Regions from separate parts of the Homo sapiens genome. Here region 2 is linked to region 1. The links are chromatin loops, found by intact Hi-C in ENCODE. Cell type or tissue: PC-9. All regions are shown on one strand.

Region 1 (8,000 bases):
GCCAGGACAACAGCCCTCACCAGAACCCAACCACACCAGCACTTTGACCTTGGACTTCCAGCTTCCAGGACCGTGAGAAAATAAATGTCTGCCGTTTAAGCCATCCAGACTGTGGTACTCCGTTATAGTAACCAGTGAGACAGTACCCACCCCACCTGCAGTCCTGGAAGGCACAGGTCAGTGTGTGGGTTCTGGATATTTGTGGCTTTAGCAACTGGAATTTTTATTTATTTATTTGAAATAGGGTCTGACTCTGTCACCCAGGCTGGAGTTCAGTGGCGCAATCACAGTTCATAGCAGCCTTGAACTCCTGGGTCCAAGTGATCCTCCTGCCTCAGCTTCATGAAAAACTGGGACCACAGGTGTGCACCACCATGCCTGGCTATTTTTAAAAATGTTTTGTAGAGATGGGATCTCGCCATGTTTCCCAGGCTGGTCTTGATCTCCTGGGCTCAAGAAATCCTTTCACCTTGGCCTCCTAGATTGCTGCGATTATAGGCGTGAGCCGCTACGTTCGACACAACTGGAATTTTTAGATGCCAATGTAGTCTCAACACTTTCTCCAGACATCCACACTAATGTGGTGAGGTGTATTGCTGGCTTAAAACAACAACAGGCCGGGCGCGGTGGCTCACGCCTGTAATCCCAGCACTTTGGGAGGCCGAGGCAGGCGGATCACGAGGTCAGGAGATCGAGACCATCCTGGCTAACACGGTGAAACCCTGTCTGTACTAAAAATACAAAAAAATTAGCCCAGCGTGGTGGCGGGCGCCTGTAATCCCAGCTACTTGGGAGGCTGAGGCAGGAGAATGGCGTGAGCCCTGGAGGCAGAGCTTGCAGTGAGCCGAGATCATGCCACTGCACTCCAGCCTGGGCGACAGAGCAAGACTCTATCTCAAAAAAAAAAAAAAAAAAACAGCAACAACACACCACAACAACGCCAACGTGTTCCCTGCCTATCCTCCTTCTCACTGTGAAACATATTTCGGACTGTGGAGAAAGCTTTCTAGTTAAGCAGGAAATTCCTTTCCATCTTTCAGGGCCCAGCTCATTTCTGACCCTTGTGAATGTTCCTTAATTTCCTCCCAGACTGAAGAATCCTTCTCTTTCTGGGTTTCCAGGTACCTTGCTTGTAACTCTACCCAAAGCACTTTGCTTTTAATTCTATAACAGTTCCTATCTTTCTTGATTCGAATACTTTATTCACGTGCTTGTAAAGTTTCCCAGACTGCAAGGACCTTGAGGCTAGAGGCCAGGTCCTGTCTGCCCTCACCCCAGCAGCTCCATGCCCAGCACACAGCCTGGCTCAGAGAATGAGCTCCGAACATGTTTGCAGGATGAGGGCCAAGGTGAACAGTGGCCTTCAGGGGCCCTGGCTGCTGGTGCCATGTGGGAGGGACATCTGTTGGTTCCCATCCGTCATTCCGGTTGCACCTGGCTGCTGCGCTCATTCGGCACAGAAGGCTGAACCGGGCACCTCAGTCATTTTTATTTTTTAACCATCATTTCCCAGGGTGACCCTGAGCCGGGCCGCAGCAGTGGAGGGAGCCCTGTTGTGGGAGCAGGTCTGGGATGACTGTGTGCTGAGGGCAGTTGTGAGGTCAGTGGGTAAAGGGAGGAAGTTGCCCTTTGGCAGTGTTTAAAATCTGGAATCTAAGTTTTATTCATGGTGTGGTGTAGATGAGTGAATATGCAACTATCTGAGTGTGTTCCCCACACAAGGGAGTCATCCCTCCCAGCAGATTTCCAGAACCTCTCGGAATAAACCTTCTGGCCCGTGTGTGGATCAACAACAGCTGCTCTCTCACAGCTGCCACAATTGTAGCTGTCCTTTAGGGCTTCTAAACTTCCAACCAGGGTGCCCTGGCAGAAAGCACTTCATGACGAGTCCAGAGTGAGCCCAGCATTGGGAAGGCTGCAGCACCTGTCTCCAAGCCAGAGTGGTGGCAAACCCAGAGACCAAGAGGGGCAGCCTTGCCATCAATGATGTCGCCTTTGGATCCCTGGGCATCTCCAAGGGGCTTCACCTGCTGCCCATGCAGGGCTCCCCACTGGATGCGGCCTGGCTCAGGGTCCACCTGGGAAATGAGAGCAAAAGCACATTATTATGATGGCTCCACTCTTTTCATGGGAAAAAGTATATATTTAGGATTAGCCAGCTGGATGCAGTTTATTTTATTTTTTAATTAATTACTTTTAATTTTTGAGATGGGGTCTCACACGGTTACCCAGGCTGGAGTGCAGTGGTATGATCATGGCTCACTGTAGCCTCAACCTCCTGGGCTCAAGTGATTCTCCCACCTCAGCCTCCTGAGTAGCTGGGACCACAAGCGTGAGCTACCATGCTGCGCTAATTTTTAAAAATTTTTAAAAATTTTGTAGAGATGAGGTCTCACTATGTTGCCCAGGCTGGTCTTGATCTCCTGGGTCCAAGGGACCCTCCCACCTTGGCCTCCCAAAGTGCTGGGCTTACAGGTGTGAGCCACCATGCCCAGCTCTGGACACAGTTTAGATGACCCGGTTTTGTGGGCAGCATCCAAACCATCTTAGCCAGGTGCCAATTGAACCTCGGGCCTGAGCAGGGTATGGGCCTTGGGCATACCGATGTCGGAGGGCTTCTTTCCAGCCTGTTTGCCCAGCGCCTGCCAGCTTTGACATCCATAAGAAGCACGTGTGTGGTTGTCTTCTGTTAGGCTGGTGCAAAAGTAATTGCGGTTTTTGCCATCTAAAGTAATGGCAAAAACCATGATTACTTTTGCACCAATCTAATAACGTCTTTATGGCGGACTCGGGTTGGGGACGCTCCTTCGGGTGCTCTTCCGAGGATAGCTGGGCTGTCTCCGGAGCTGCAGCGTCTTGGGCCGCCGGAGGGTGGCTGACGGCGGATCTACTTTTTGTGGCTGTGGACACCTTTCAGCACCGCCTCCTTGGTCCTCAAAGCCCCTACTGTGGCTTGGGCTTTGGGAGGGGCAGGCGCTTCCTTCATTACCTTGGGCGCCATCTTGAGAAAAGGGTCCTGGCAGTTCCGTTTCCGGTGCCTCCCGCGGGTGGCGAGCCTTCGAGATGGCCGCATCGGGCAAGTGCTGCTGTCTTCTCTGCTTTACAGATGTGGGGAGGTCTGGGAGGTTAAACCGTTTCCTCCAGATCACATTCCCGGGAAGACGAACCCAGCTGTGCCTGACTGCTCCTTTCTTCTCACTGCTTCTGCGGAGGTGGAGACGCCCGCGTAGCCCGTGTTGTCTTCCTCTGCCCACTCCAGGCCAAGCATCCCCCTTCCTGTCACGCGCTCTTTGATGGCTTCACTGTCCTGGACACCCCCTCAGATCTGTGCTGTCTCAGAGAAAGCAAGCGAGAATGGGCCCACGGTGCTCCTCGTCTTTGGAAATGGATTTTACCTTTATAAGTGAGAGCTTTCAGAGGCACAGAGTCCTGGGGCTGCATAGGAACAGGGGGCCTGGTCGGGGCTCTTTTCCTTTCCGGGACCTCTTTCTCTATAAAGAAAATAAAAATGCGATTTGAGGACTGTTGGTACAAATATGAATGTAATCTAGGCTGGATTCATAACTGTATATTATTATTATATTAAAATTTGACTTGAAAAGAAGTGGGGGCTGGGCGTGGTGGCTCACGCCTGTAATCCCAACACTTTGGGAGGCTGAGGTGGGTGGATCACGAGGTCAAGAGATCGAGACCATCCCGGCTAACATGGTGAAACCTCGTCTCTACTAAAAAATACAAAAAAATTAGCTGGGCGTGGTGGCGGGCGCCTGTGGTCCCAGCTACTCGGGAGGCTGAGGCAGGAGAATCGCTTGAACCCAGGAGGCAGAGGTTGCAGTGAGCTGAGATCAAGCCAGTGCACTCCAGCCTGGGCGATAGAGCGAGACTCTGTCTCAGAATAAATAAATACATTAATTAATTAATAAGAGTGGAAGTAAGAACGTTTTCTTGGGTCCCTAAAATATTGTGGGCTCCAGACACTGGAGGATAAGTCACCCCGAGTGTCCTACCCTTTATAATGAGTGGGAATTTAGCCATGGGGCTGGGCCGAAAGGGGCTGCTTTGGGGAAGTGATCCTTCTGGGATCCTGTAACTGCTGAAGATCAGAACAAAAGGGGAGATTGTTGAGGTTAGCTTTTTAACTTTTTTGAGACAGGGTCTCACTCTGTCACCCAGGCTGGAGTGCAGTGGCGTGATCTTGGCTCACTGCAGCCTTGATTTCTCATGCTTAAGCAATTTTCATGCCTCAGCCTCCAGAGGAGCTGGGCTGGGACTACAGGTACACACCACCATGCACGGCTGATTTTTTAATTTTTTGCAGAGACAGGGTCTCCCTATGTTGCCCAGGCTGAGGTGAGCTTTTTAGTGTCACCATTAAGCTGCTTGAAGCTCGGGGTCCTCTGCATGTTCTTAGTTTTCATGAATGAGCTGCAGGTTCACCCCTAAATATTTGCCAGCCACTGCTCAGGCACAGGTTTGTGGTCTGAGTCGTTGGTGCGCAGACGTCCTGAACTCCATTGGCCCTGACCTGCGGGTGACAGGTGCAGCAGGCTCAAAAGCTGCCCAGGTCCATTTGCACCCTCCTGGTGTTTAGCGTTTGGCCACACGGGGGCACGAGCGGGACAGCCTAGATCGGCCTGCGTCCCATCTGGGCCGTGGGAGGAGCCGCGGGAGAAGCCTTGGGCCTCGCCAAGCTGACTGTGGCCTGGGCCCAGGAGGGTGTCATCTAGAAGGCCCCTGCTCCCTGCCACCATCAGTAATCCCCAGCCCTGGAGGCATTGAAGGCAACTCAGTCCCAGGGAGCCACGGGCTGGGTGGAGCTGGGCCACCCTGATTACAGGTCGTTCAGAGCTGGTGGCCTGGGGGTGTCACACCCCGGGCCTCGGACTTCTTACCTGAAACACGCAGGGTGCCTGCGAAAGGTCTCAAAGGTCACTTTATGCTCTCAATTCTTCTAAAATTAAAATTAATTTAAAAAGACTTTTTCAGCTTTATTGAGGTATAATTAACAAATAAAAATTGTATATATTTAAGGTGTACATGATGCTTTGATATATGTATAGACCGAAATGATTATCAGTCAAACTAATGAACAAACCCATCAGCTCACGTAGCGACAGTATTTCTGTGTGTGTGGTGAGAACACTTAAGATAAAATCTTTTAGCAAATTCCCAGGATACAGTATTATTAACTGTACTCATGATGCCATACATTAGATCTCAAATAACTTACTCATCCTGCATAGCTAAAATGTTATACCCTTTGACTGACTCAGATCTTAATTCTGCAGAAAATGCACCAGGGCTGAAGTGTAAGGAGACAAGGAGGGTCTCCAGGGACCACCATAGGATTTTTTTTTTTTTTTTTGAGACAGGGTCTAGCTCTGTTGCCCAGGCTGGAGTGCAGTAGTGTGATCACAGCTCACTGCAGCCTTGACCTCCTGGGTTCAAGTGATCCTCCCATCTCAGCCTCCTGAGTACAGCTGGGACCACAGGTGTGCGCCACCACATCCAGGGACCGGAGGAATTTAATCCAGTTGAGCCATCAGCCTGGGTTACAGCCTCCTGCCCTGCAGCCTACTCTTCCCAACCCTGGGTGGAATGAGGCCACCCTGTTGGTCAGAACCAGCTCCTGAAAGACCCTGGCAACTTAGACGTGAATCCCAGTGAACTTTCCTCATGACAATGCTAAGTCTCTACCCTGGAAAAGCTGCAGCTTCAGGACCATAACATGCAACCCATGTGCTGGCATGATGACAGGGTCCTGTGCCACAGAGACCCCTGCTCTACATGCGACGATGCACCCTCTGCCCTCTCCATTGCCCCATAATACCCTCCTGTCACTTTCCCTTGGAGAGACACTGCTTTGAGAATATGCCCAGTGCCCTCCTTATTGGAGCCAAGTAATAAACTCATGGATCAAAACTTGCATTCTCACAGAGAGTCATTGTTGCTTGACAGGGGAATGAACCCTGCTATTTTTCGGGTAGCAGAAGCTCATGTTTCATGGCACGGCCAGTTTCTGATACCTGCTTGGCCATTACCTTGGCTGGGTGACGTGAGGCAAGTCACCTTTCCTCTCAGATTCTCTCTTTGTGTGTTGTTGGCCCTGTCATTTCATTTTTTATTTTTGTTTTTGAGACAGTCTCATTTTGTCACCTAGGCTGGAATGCAGTGGCATGATCTCAGCTCACTGCAACCTTCGCCTCTTGGGTTCAAGCACTTCTCGTGCCTCAGCCTCCCAAGTAGCTGGCACTACAGGTACACACCACCATGCCTGGCTAATTTTTGTATACTTTGGAGAGACGGGGTTTCGCCATGTTGTCCAGGCTGGTCTTGAACTCCTGAGATCAAGTAATCCTCCTGCCTCAGCCTCCCAGAGTGCTGGGGTTACAGGCGTGAGCCACCGCACCCAGCCAGCCCTGTCCTTTCAATGGACCCTAGCTTGTCTGGGAGCATTCTTTGTGGGGTGAGAGGGGAGTCCATGTAAACTTTGTTTTCTACCTCCATCCCCCACACTGGCTGAGGAAGTTCTGGCTGGGGGCTGTCTCAGAGGAAGGGGGCTGCCTACAGGGGGCCAGGTGATTCCATCACCCGGAACCTCGAACCTTCCACTGTCCTGCTGCTGAGGCCTGGAGGGACAGTTGAGTCTGGGGAGAAAAAAAGCCAGGAGAACTGTGCCTGAAGTAGAAAGTCCACTAATTTGTCCCACAACCATAACCCTGCACCCCCGGCTCCCACGCGGCTTCGTCCGGACCCGGCAATGAACCGCTTCCCCAGGTGCTTGTTATTTAAACTGTCTCCACCATCCTGTGACTTCTCTTAAATTTAACCATCTTGGTGTCTTGCCATCCGGCCCCGAACAGGGGTGTGGAGGAGTTAGCTGGGTGCTGACGGATGAACGCAGAGTTCTGGGTCCTGCTCCGGGTTCGTTTTGTAGAAATGTATCGAGGGAATGAATCATTTTCATCAATGGGTGTTTTCCCTCCTATCTTTTCATTTCTTTTTGTTTTAGGACATCTTAGTATCTTGGAATTCTGGGAAGGAGAATGTAAACATTTTTCAGAACCAGCATTTTCCCGTCTTCTGTTTGGTCTGGGGCGTGTCTTGGCCTCTCCTGGGATGTGGTGGCTGTGGAAGGCTGGTGGGGGTGCACCTTCCACAGCACCCCGAGACCCTGGGTAGCTCCCACGTGCCTGCTCTTGCTTTCAGCCCTAAGGGCCAGCTGGTGGGGCCGCCACTCAGCTCAGGGCTGGTGCAGGGCGCTCAGGGCATGTCTTTTGTCCTGATGGGCTCTGGAGGCCGCAACCTCAATTCTGCCTTTTGGTTTTCCCAAGTGAAGGAGAAACACCCAGCCCGGGGTGGGTGGGATGACGCTCGGCTCCGAGTGGAGGCTGGAACACAAAGTGAGTTTCTCCGGAGTGTGGGTTCCTCCTCTGCCATGTGGCAGCCTCCCCATTTCTTCCTCCTCCCCCTGTCCCACGCACTCATCAACCACCTAAGCCTAAACCACTTTCCCAGCGGCTCCCTCCTCCTTCCTCTGTGGATCCTGGGACTCTGTGGCCCATGAGATACCTCCAGCTTCCCTGACCTGGAGGCCAAGGTCACCTGCCCAGTAGCCTTAACTTTGGCAGGGCAGGTGTCCCGAGACCTCCCTCCCTGGGACCCCAGCCACCTCCCCCACAGCCTGCCCATTCTCCATCCCCCCTCCCTGTAAGCCAGGCTCCAAAGCCAGTCATAACAAGGCACAAGAAAGGAAAGCGGAGAAAAGGAAAAACGTGTATCTTGGCCTCAACACAAACCTAGAGACGATTCACTTCCAAACCACTGAAAACAAGGACGTGCCAGGGCTCTGATGCAAGGGTCTGATGCCGTGCGCTCACTCCTGGCCTTGCAGAAAGGGGTCTCTGTTGGGGGTGGGGGTGAGAATGGGGAGCGACAAGGGAGGAGACAGTCCCCCCACTCCGAAGCAGGGCTGAAAGTTGAGCCCCCATAGGGCTTCC
Region 2 (8,000 bases), 810 kb after region 1:
ATGCCTTTATTTTTTTAGTTTTGTAATTTAAAAAAATGTACCCAGGTCTTCATTGCAGATATTCTTCAGTATGGAAAACTCCCCATTTCCTCTCTACTTCTCTTTACTACCACTGTGCTTTTTTTTTTTAAGTTGGAAAGGTAGCCCATATTTTAGAACTATAAGATAATTTCCTGTAGGTTTTTATTCTAAATTTTTTGTTTAGAATAATATGAAAGCATTCATTTATGGGATGATATCTAATATTAGATAATATTAGATAATAATATTGTTGATATTATATGTCAGCTTTTATAGCTCATAGTCAAATTTACAACAATTCAATCTCAGATGTCTAGAATATATTTGTCCTTTCTGTAAATGATTTGCATCTTTTCATAAAATCTTAGTTTGAACTACCCAGATATGCCTTCTTGTTTTAGGGTGCTTCAAATGTCTTGGGCAAGAATTTAGGAGAATAATATAAATGATAAAGATGTAAACAAATGAACAATTACCACATTCTTTATAATGAAAGAATTGAAACTCTAGATGACAAGAAGATGGTATATATATGAGTAAATGTTAAAGCCCCGTCGTGTACACATGAGAATGTGGAAGGAAAGGGTCTTGTCCCCCTCGATGGGGACACACAGGGGATAGCAACTTGCCAATCTCAGACTGTGCAGGCACGTACCCTTCGAAGCAGCAGTTCCTCTGCATTATAGCACTGTGTGACACAGAGAAAAAAATAGGAACAAATGATGTGTCTGTAGCAAGGCTGCTTCTGGAGGTATTAATTTATGCATCTCTCCTCTCTCTGCTTCTCCTTCTTCCCTCTTCCTTTATTTCCTCCTGGAGTTGGGCCTTACAGCTCCTTGTCTGAGGGATCTGGGCAGGGAAGGCAGCAGAAGCTTCCAGAAGACAAAGGCTCTTCAGGCCAAGTGCCCTGGATACAGGGTGAAGAGAAGGAGCTTTGGAAAGAAAGATCTGAGGGTAAAGCCTGCAATGCCTCTCCTGGACCCAAGGATGGGTGAGTGACTGCTCTCTGGCCAAATGGCTGCTGCTTCATCCCTTGGTGAGAGGCACTCAGAGGGACGACTCGCAGCCTCAAGGAGGACGCCCTGTTCCTCTGGCCCAAAAGCAGCGAGAGCCTGATAACCGGGAGACAAGAGCAGGGGCCATCCACCTTCAGCAGGGACTGGCTATCCAACTGGCTTCTTCACCAGCCTGGTTGGAATTAAGTCCACTGGAAGGAAACAACAACTATTTTTAATATTAATTTAAGTTGTTTTTTTGTTTTGTTTTGTTTTGTTTGAGACGGACTCTTGCTCTGTCGCCCAGGCTGGAGTGCAGTGGCACAATCTTGGCTCACTGCAAGCTCTGCTTGCCGGGTTCACGCCTTTCTCCTGCCTCAGCCTCCCCAGTAGCCGGGACTACAGGCGCCTGCCACCACGCCCAGCTAATTTTTTGTATTTTTAGTAGAGATGGAGTTTCACCATGTTAGCCAGGATGGTCTCGATCTCCTGACCTCGTGATCCGCCCACCTTGGCCTCCCGAAGTGTTGGGATTACAGGTGTAAGCCACTGCGCCTGGCCTTAAGCTTTTACATTGGAATTTGTTTTGCCTTAAATTGGAAGAATAAAGACTGATTGGATGAATTGTGGAATCTATAGAAGGGAATATTCTGCCACTACTGAAATCCATGTGGTGCAGCCACACATGCTGATAGGGAAAGTGTCCAAGGTCCCACATTCAGTGAAAAAGCAAGACGTGTGATATGGTTTGGCTTTATGTCCCCACCCAAATCTCATGTTGACTTGTAATTCCCAGTGTTGGGGGAGGGACCAGGTGGAAGGTGATTGCATCATGGGGGCAGATTCCCCCTTGCTGTTCTCGTGATAGTGAGTTCTCATGAGATCTGATGGTTTAAAAGTGTGTGACAGTACCCGCTTCCCTCTCTCTCTCTCCTGATCGGCCATGTTAAGATGTGCTGGCTTCCCCTTTGCCTTCTGCCAAGGTTGTAAGTTTCCTGAGGCCTCCCCACCCATGCAGAACTGTGAGTCAATTAAACCTCTTTTCTTCATAAATGACCCAGTGTCAGGTAGTCATTTATAGCAGTGTGAGAACAATTAATACAACGTGGAATTTGATAAATATGATACATACATTCAAACACTTAATATACTGTATATACATACACACACATATACACATATGCATACATATACAAACATACACATATGTAAATACACACATACATACATACAAATACACAGACATGGGCACATAGACATACACACAAAGATGTACTCACAGACACACAAATACACAGACACAAGTACACAGACACACACACATATACTGTATACACACACGTGCATACACATATGTAATATGCATACACATACACAGAGACACAAATAAACACAAATAGACACACATACATACACCCACATAGACACACTCACCCCAAAGACACATACACATTCATATACACACACACACCCCATCTATCTATCCATCTATGTGCTCCATATGCACAGAGAATTTTGCAGTAAATGAGAAATGTAACAGTGATTACCTACGGGAGGGAGCAGTAAAGCATAAGACAATTTTTAAAATGCTGCATGTTGTGAGACTTTTAAAACACACATGTCTTAATTTATGATTTTTAAAAACGGTTTATAAATGGAAGAAATGTGAGAAAAGACATTTTTATATTTACTTGCACAGGCAAAAAATGTAAAGCCAACATATTTTTCGGAGCCTCATTTTCTAAATAATTATCTTCTTATTGATTATTTATAGATTGATTCAGAGAAAAATCACAAATTGTAAATCAAGTTGATTAGGATGTACTTCACTTGAGCTTTGGAAATATTTTGTGAATTCATTAATTTATAAATAAAATTGAGGGAAAATAATGGTATAATTAAAAATAGTTCCTACATGTTAGTGGACAACTTGCCTTCTAAGTTAGGACTTCAAAGTTGGTGAAACCCTTGTGCGCTTTATAGATTGGTTCTTCCTGCCCTCTGGTGGCCATTAATCGTTCCTACATATTAGTGGACAACTTGCCTTCTAACGGAGGACTTCAAAGTTGGTGAAACCCTTGTGCGCTTTATAGATTGGTTCTTCCTGCCCTCTGGTGGCCATTAATCGTTCCTACATATTAGTGGACAACTTGCCTTCTAACGGAGGACTTCAAAGTTGGTGAAACCCTTGTGCGCTTTATAGATTGGTTCTTCCTGCCCTCTGGTGGCCATTAATCGTTCCTACATATTAGTGGACAACTTGCCTTCTAACGGAGGACTTCAAAGTTGGTGAAACCCTTGTGCGCTTTATAGATTGGTTCTTCCTGCCCTCTGGTGGCCATTAATCGTTCCTACATATTAGTGGACAACTTGCCTTCTAACGGAGGACTTCAAAGTTGGTGAAACCCTTGTGCGCTTTATAGATTGGTTCTTCCTGCCCTCTGGTGGCCATTAATCGTTCCTACATATTAGTGGACAACTTGCCTTCTAACGGAGGACTTCAAAGTTGGTGAAACCCTTGTGTGCTTTATAGATTGGTTCTTCCTGCCCTCTGGTGGCCATTGCTCAAAATGCAGACAGAGCTGTGTGGAGGTGAAACAATGAAACTTTTTTTGTTTTTTCGCTTTGTTTTGTTTTGTTTTTGAGACGAAGTTTCGTTATAGTCACCCAGGCTGGAGTGCAATGGTGCAATCTCGGCTCACTGCAACCTCCGCCTCCCGGGTTCAAGCGATTCTTCTGCCTCAGCCTCCCGAGTAGCTGGGATTACAGGCGCCTGCCACCATGCCCAGCTAATTTTTGTATTTTTAGTAGAAACGGGGTTTCACCACGTTGGCCAGGCTGGTCTTGAACTCCTGACCTCAGGTGATTCGCCCGCCTTGGCCTCCCAAAGTGCTGGGATTACAGGCATGAGCCACTGCACCTAGCACAATGAAACTATTAATACAGCCCAGGCAGTGACTCACAGAAGCCTGAGAAATCCTCTCAATTTCCTCATTTTAATTTTGCAACATAATCTTGCTATCTTGATTAGTCTCACTCGATATTACTGACATAAAATCGAATTATGCCATCTCAAGTATTTCAGTTATATATTAAATTATCGAAAGCTACAGTAATTTTCTGTAAAACTTTTACATGTATAGTATATTGTTAGACCTTACCACAATAAGGGGTGTTTTGCAAATAAGAAAATAAAAACACTTTTAAGTGAACTTATTTTTTTTCTTACTGTTAGGTAAGTCCTTTAAATATTCTATATTTTTGTTTCACATTACCACTCCGTATGTTCTGTCAAGTGTACACTTACTATTCAGATTCCACGAGGAATAGAGTGACTCCGAGGGAGGCTGGTACACTTAGTAAGTGGCAGGCCCAAGGGTTGGAAAACAATCTGGCTCCTGAGTTTGTGTCTAAGCTTTCCTTCTTTTAAAAATCCATAGGGTTAATTGTGAAGTAATTTTTAAGCATTTAACTAGAATGTGTTGATAATGTGCAACTTGTAAAATCTTATAAGATACAATTTTTGTTTAAGGCAATGTTTGTTTACCTTTTTTTTTTTTTTTTTTCCTGAGACAGAGTCCTGCTCTGTTGACCAACCTGGAGTGTAGTGATGGGAGCTCTGCTCACTGCAACCTCTGCCTCCCGGTTTAAGCCTTTCTCGTGCCTCAGCCTCCCGAGTAGCTGGGATTACAGGAGCATGCCACCAAGCCTGGCTAATTTTTGTATTTTTAGTAGAGACGGGGTTTCACCATGTTGGTCAGCCTTGTCTCAAACTCCTGACCTCAAGTGATCCACCTGCCTTGGCCTCCCAAAGTGCTGGGATTTCAGGCGTGAGCCACTGTGCCCGGCTGGTTTACCGTATTTTTTAATACACTAATATGTGTTAGCCTCAAAGACCTAGTTTCTTCTATAAAGTTTATAAACCAGGCTTCATGATTTTAGGGGAGATGACTTTTTAGAATATCTAAAAGGAGATGTTTCATTTTTTAAACCAAAATTTAGAAGCAGAAGCTACCTGGCACTAGTGTCCTTTTATCCATCATGAAAGTCTAGTCCCTTTGGTAGGGGACAAATGGATGCTTGTGGCTCAAGAGAAAGTAAACCCTGAGAAAGAGTTACTGAGTTAGAGTATGGTTTCAGATAAAAACGGTGATTAACTTCAGAAGATTTTTTTTATAATTATGGAACTCCAGACTAAACATTCTTAGGGTTTCTGGTCCAAAAGAGCTTCATTAAAAAAATATATATATATATACTTGGACATTCCACTGATCGCCGCTGTTTCAGGTGGGGTCATTTTAAGCTGTTAGTCATCTCTGGACCAGTCGCTGTGATCATTCCAAATGATTTCCCCCTTGAATTTCAATGACATCTATGCTGGGCTCAAGGGCTCATGCCTGTAATGCCAGCACTTTGAGAGGCCAAGGTGGGTTGATCACTTGAGACCAGGAGTTTGAGACCAGCCTGGCCAACGTGGCAAAATCCTGTCTCTACTAAAAATACAAAAAAAAAAAAATTAGCTGGGCACGTTGGCTCATGCCTGTAATCCCAGCTACTCTGGAGACTGAAGCACGAGAATTGCTTGAACCCAGGAGGCAGAGGTTACAATGAACCGAGATGACACCACTGCACTCCAGCCTGGGCAACAGAGTAAGACTGTCAAAAAAAAAAAAAAAAAGAAGAAGTCAATGACATTTGGCTTATGTATGCAACTCATACAGTGCTGACTTTAAACAGCCAGTACAGTAGGAGAAAGGGAACGACCCCCAAGAACTAGAGAAGAATCATCATCGCATAGGAGTTAAGCACATAAGCCCCATGTGTAACGGACCAGGTCAGGTGCTTGCTGAGTCACCAGTGATGCATCTGGAGATGTGTGACTCCCTGCAGCATCAAAGCAACTCCTGGGAAGTCTCACGGAGGCAGAAGAGAGACTCAGTTATAAATGCAAATGCTAAATCTGGCCGGCTGTACTGCCTATGTGAAGACCATATTAAAATAACCAGGCAACTTTTTTGATGTTAATTTAATAATAACAGCTATGCAAAATACTTAAAAACCAACTGTTTCAATTCAAGCAAGTCCCACTTCCACCCTAGGGGTGGGGTATTCTTTTTAACCCGACTTTCATGATGGATAAACCAAGGCACAGAGAAGTTCAGTAACTTTTCCAGGACTCCAGTCTCGTAAGTGACAGGGAGGACGGACTCCTGGGTCCACCCTGGCATAGAAGCATACTGTGTTATCTGTGTAACGGCCCGCCTGCCGGTGCTGCAAGCTCCCGAGGATGGGAAATGTGTGTTACCTTTCCACCGGAGGCCCAGCACCTTCATCACTGCTGCTTTCCTAGCACAGTGTGTTTGTTGGTGTGGAGGAGTGTTTAGAAGGCAGGAATTTGCTCTTTTTTTTTTACATAGCACTGCCCTGGAGACAGGGACCAGATCTTCAAGAGGGAACATTATTTATTCATCATCGATTATGGTTGCAGTGTGAAACAGAAAGAATACAGACACAAAATACACAGTACCTGCTCTCACAGGCCTCACATCTTCTTAAGATGACAGAGTGATATTAATTTTAAGATAAAATTCTTATTTAAAGGCTGGCTTCCATATTAATCCTAAATGAGTGTGGGCTTCATATTGGAGTTTCAAAATACAGGAATCAAAAGCTGATAGAACTGAAAAGGGGAAATAAGTCTGCAATTCTAGCTAGAGATTTCAACACAGTAATGGATAGAATCAGTGCCTAGACAATCTGTGGAAAGACAGAAGAGCTGGACAACTCTACCCTGCCCGGGACATTAGTGACCACACCCAATTGAAGCAAATACACATTCTGCTCACAGGCATTTGGGACATTCACCAAGAGAGAAGAGAACACATTCTGGGCCATAAAATGAATGTGTGTTGGAAAGGATGGAAATTCTGCCACATTCGCACCCCCAGCTGCAAAGCCTCTCTCTGGGTGCAGATGGAGAGAACAAGCCTGCTGTTGGGGTGACAGGCAGCACCTGTGTGCAATTGTACAGGCCTGCACTAAACAATCTCAGAGTGTGCAGGAGAGGAGAAGGTGGTGAGACATGTGGAAGGGGAGCCATCAGCAGGACACAACTCCTTGCAGCAACTGTGGGGCTCAAGAGAGGAGTAACAGCCAGGAATATTCACTGGTTCCTGGCTTGGGTAATGGTGTGGGTTATGATTTAATTCACTAATCATAAAAGTGCAAGGCAAGAGGAAAGATTTGGAATGAGTCTGTGCATCTGTGTCATTGTGTGTGTGTCCATGAGTTTGTGTGTGTTTGTGTGTGTCTCTGTGTGTCTGAGGGTGTCTGTGTGTCTGTGCATGTGTTGGTGTGTGTGTGTATGTGTGTGTCTGTATTTCTGTGCATGTCTGTGTATGAATGTGTGTGTCTGAGTGTGAGTGCATTTGTGTGTGTATAAGTGTGTGTGATTAGTTCAGATTTTCTGTCTTATCTATTGGAGAGAATACCAATTTGAACACAAGTGAGATAGCTCTCCTAGATAAATGGATGTCCAGGTCAAGCGCATTCAGGCGGTGGACAGGCCCAAAGTTGTGAGTGGAGAGTGGGGAGGAAGAAGTGATGGGAGAGGGTCCTGAACACCTCCATTAACAAGGACACTGATGGATGGGCAGAAGCTGAGACCATGAAGCTTGTACTGCAGAACTAGGAAAGGAGAACCCAGTGGAAGGAGTTTGGCAGGCATTACTGGTCGTCCACTCAACAAGCATTGCTCCTCCATCCACACTGGCAGAACCTGGCCACCCCTTTCTTCGTGAATCAGGACAGTCCTGATGAGCGTAAGCCTGTCCTGTGGTCCCCTTCCCTATTGGATTGAATCATTTAGAGGGGGGAATGGCTCCTAAGCCCAAATAGGACTTTTTCTACTTAGGAACTCATAAGCTAAGGGGAGTCTTTTCTTTTTAGGCTGTGAATCATTTATGCTGGGACAAGAGGCTGCCG

Evidence for each region. Peaks named below come from ENCODE experiments on the same cell type or tissue, not always from the same donor. Only the 100,000 strongest peaks of a DNase experiment are listed, where the experiment ranks them.
Region 2: a loop joins it to region 1, with 14 times the contacts of the local background. A loop is called at or near these places in 15 of 110 quality-filtered maps.

What each region holds. Positions count from the first base shown.
Region 1 is chr10:5,619,932-5,627,931 of GRCh38, reverse strand. It overlaps LOC107984199 (a long non-coding RNA gene), which reads left to right. Exons shown (of 2, transcript XR_001747344.2): 2 at 3,107-3,535. Among named protein-coding and RNA genes, the nearest start is that of LINC02677, 5.7 kb to the right of the region's middle. In PC-9, CTCF peaks have their summits at 4,396 and 4,595 (motif pointing right); DNase peaks (open chromatin) are centred at 4,671 and 5,181; H3K27ac peaks cover 1,364 bases.
Region 2 is chr10:4,811,015-4,819,014 of GRCh38, reverse strand. No RefSeq gene overlaps it. Among named protein-coding and RNA genes, the nearest start is that of AKR1E2, 11 kb to the left of the region's middle. RefSeq lists enhancers at 3,451-3,500, 2,937-3,584. In PC-9, CTCF peaks have their summits at 3,063 (motif pointing left) and 3,269 (motif pointing left); DNase peaks (open chromatin) are centred at 3,589, 3,990 and 5,874; H3K4me3 peaks cover 540 bases; H3K27ac peaks cover 1,028 bases.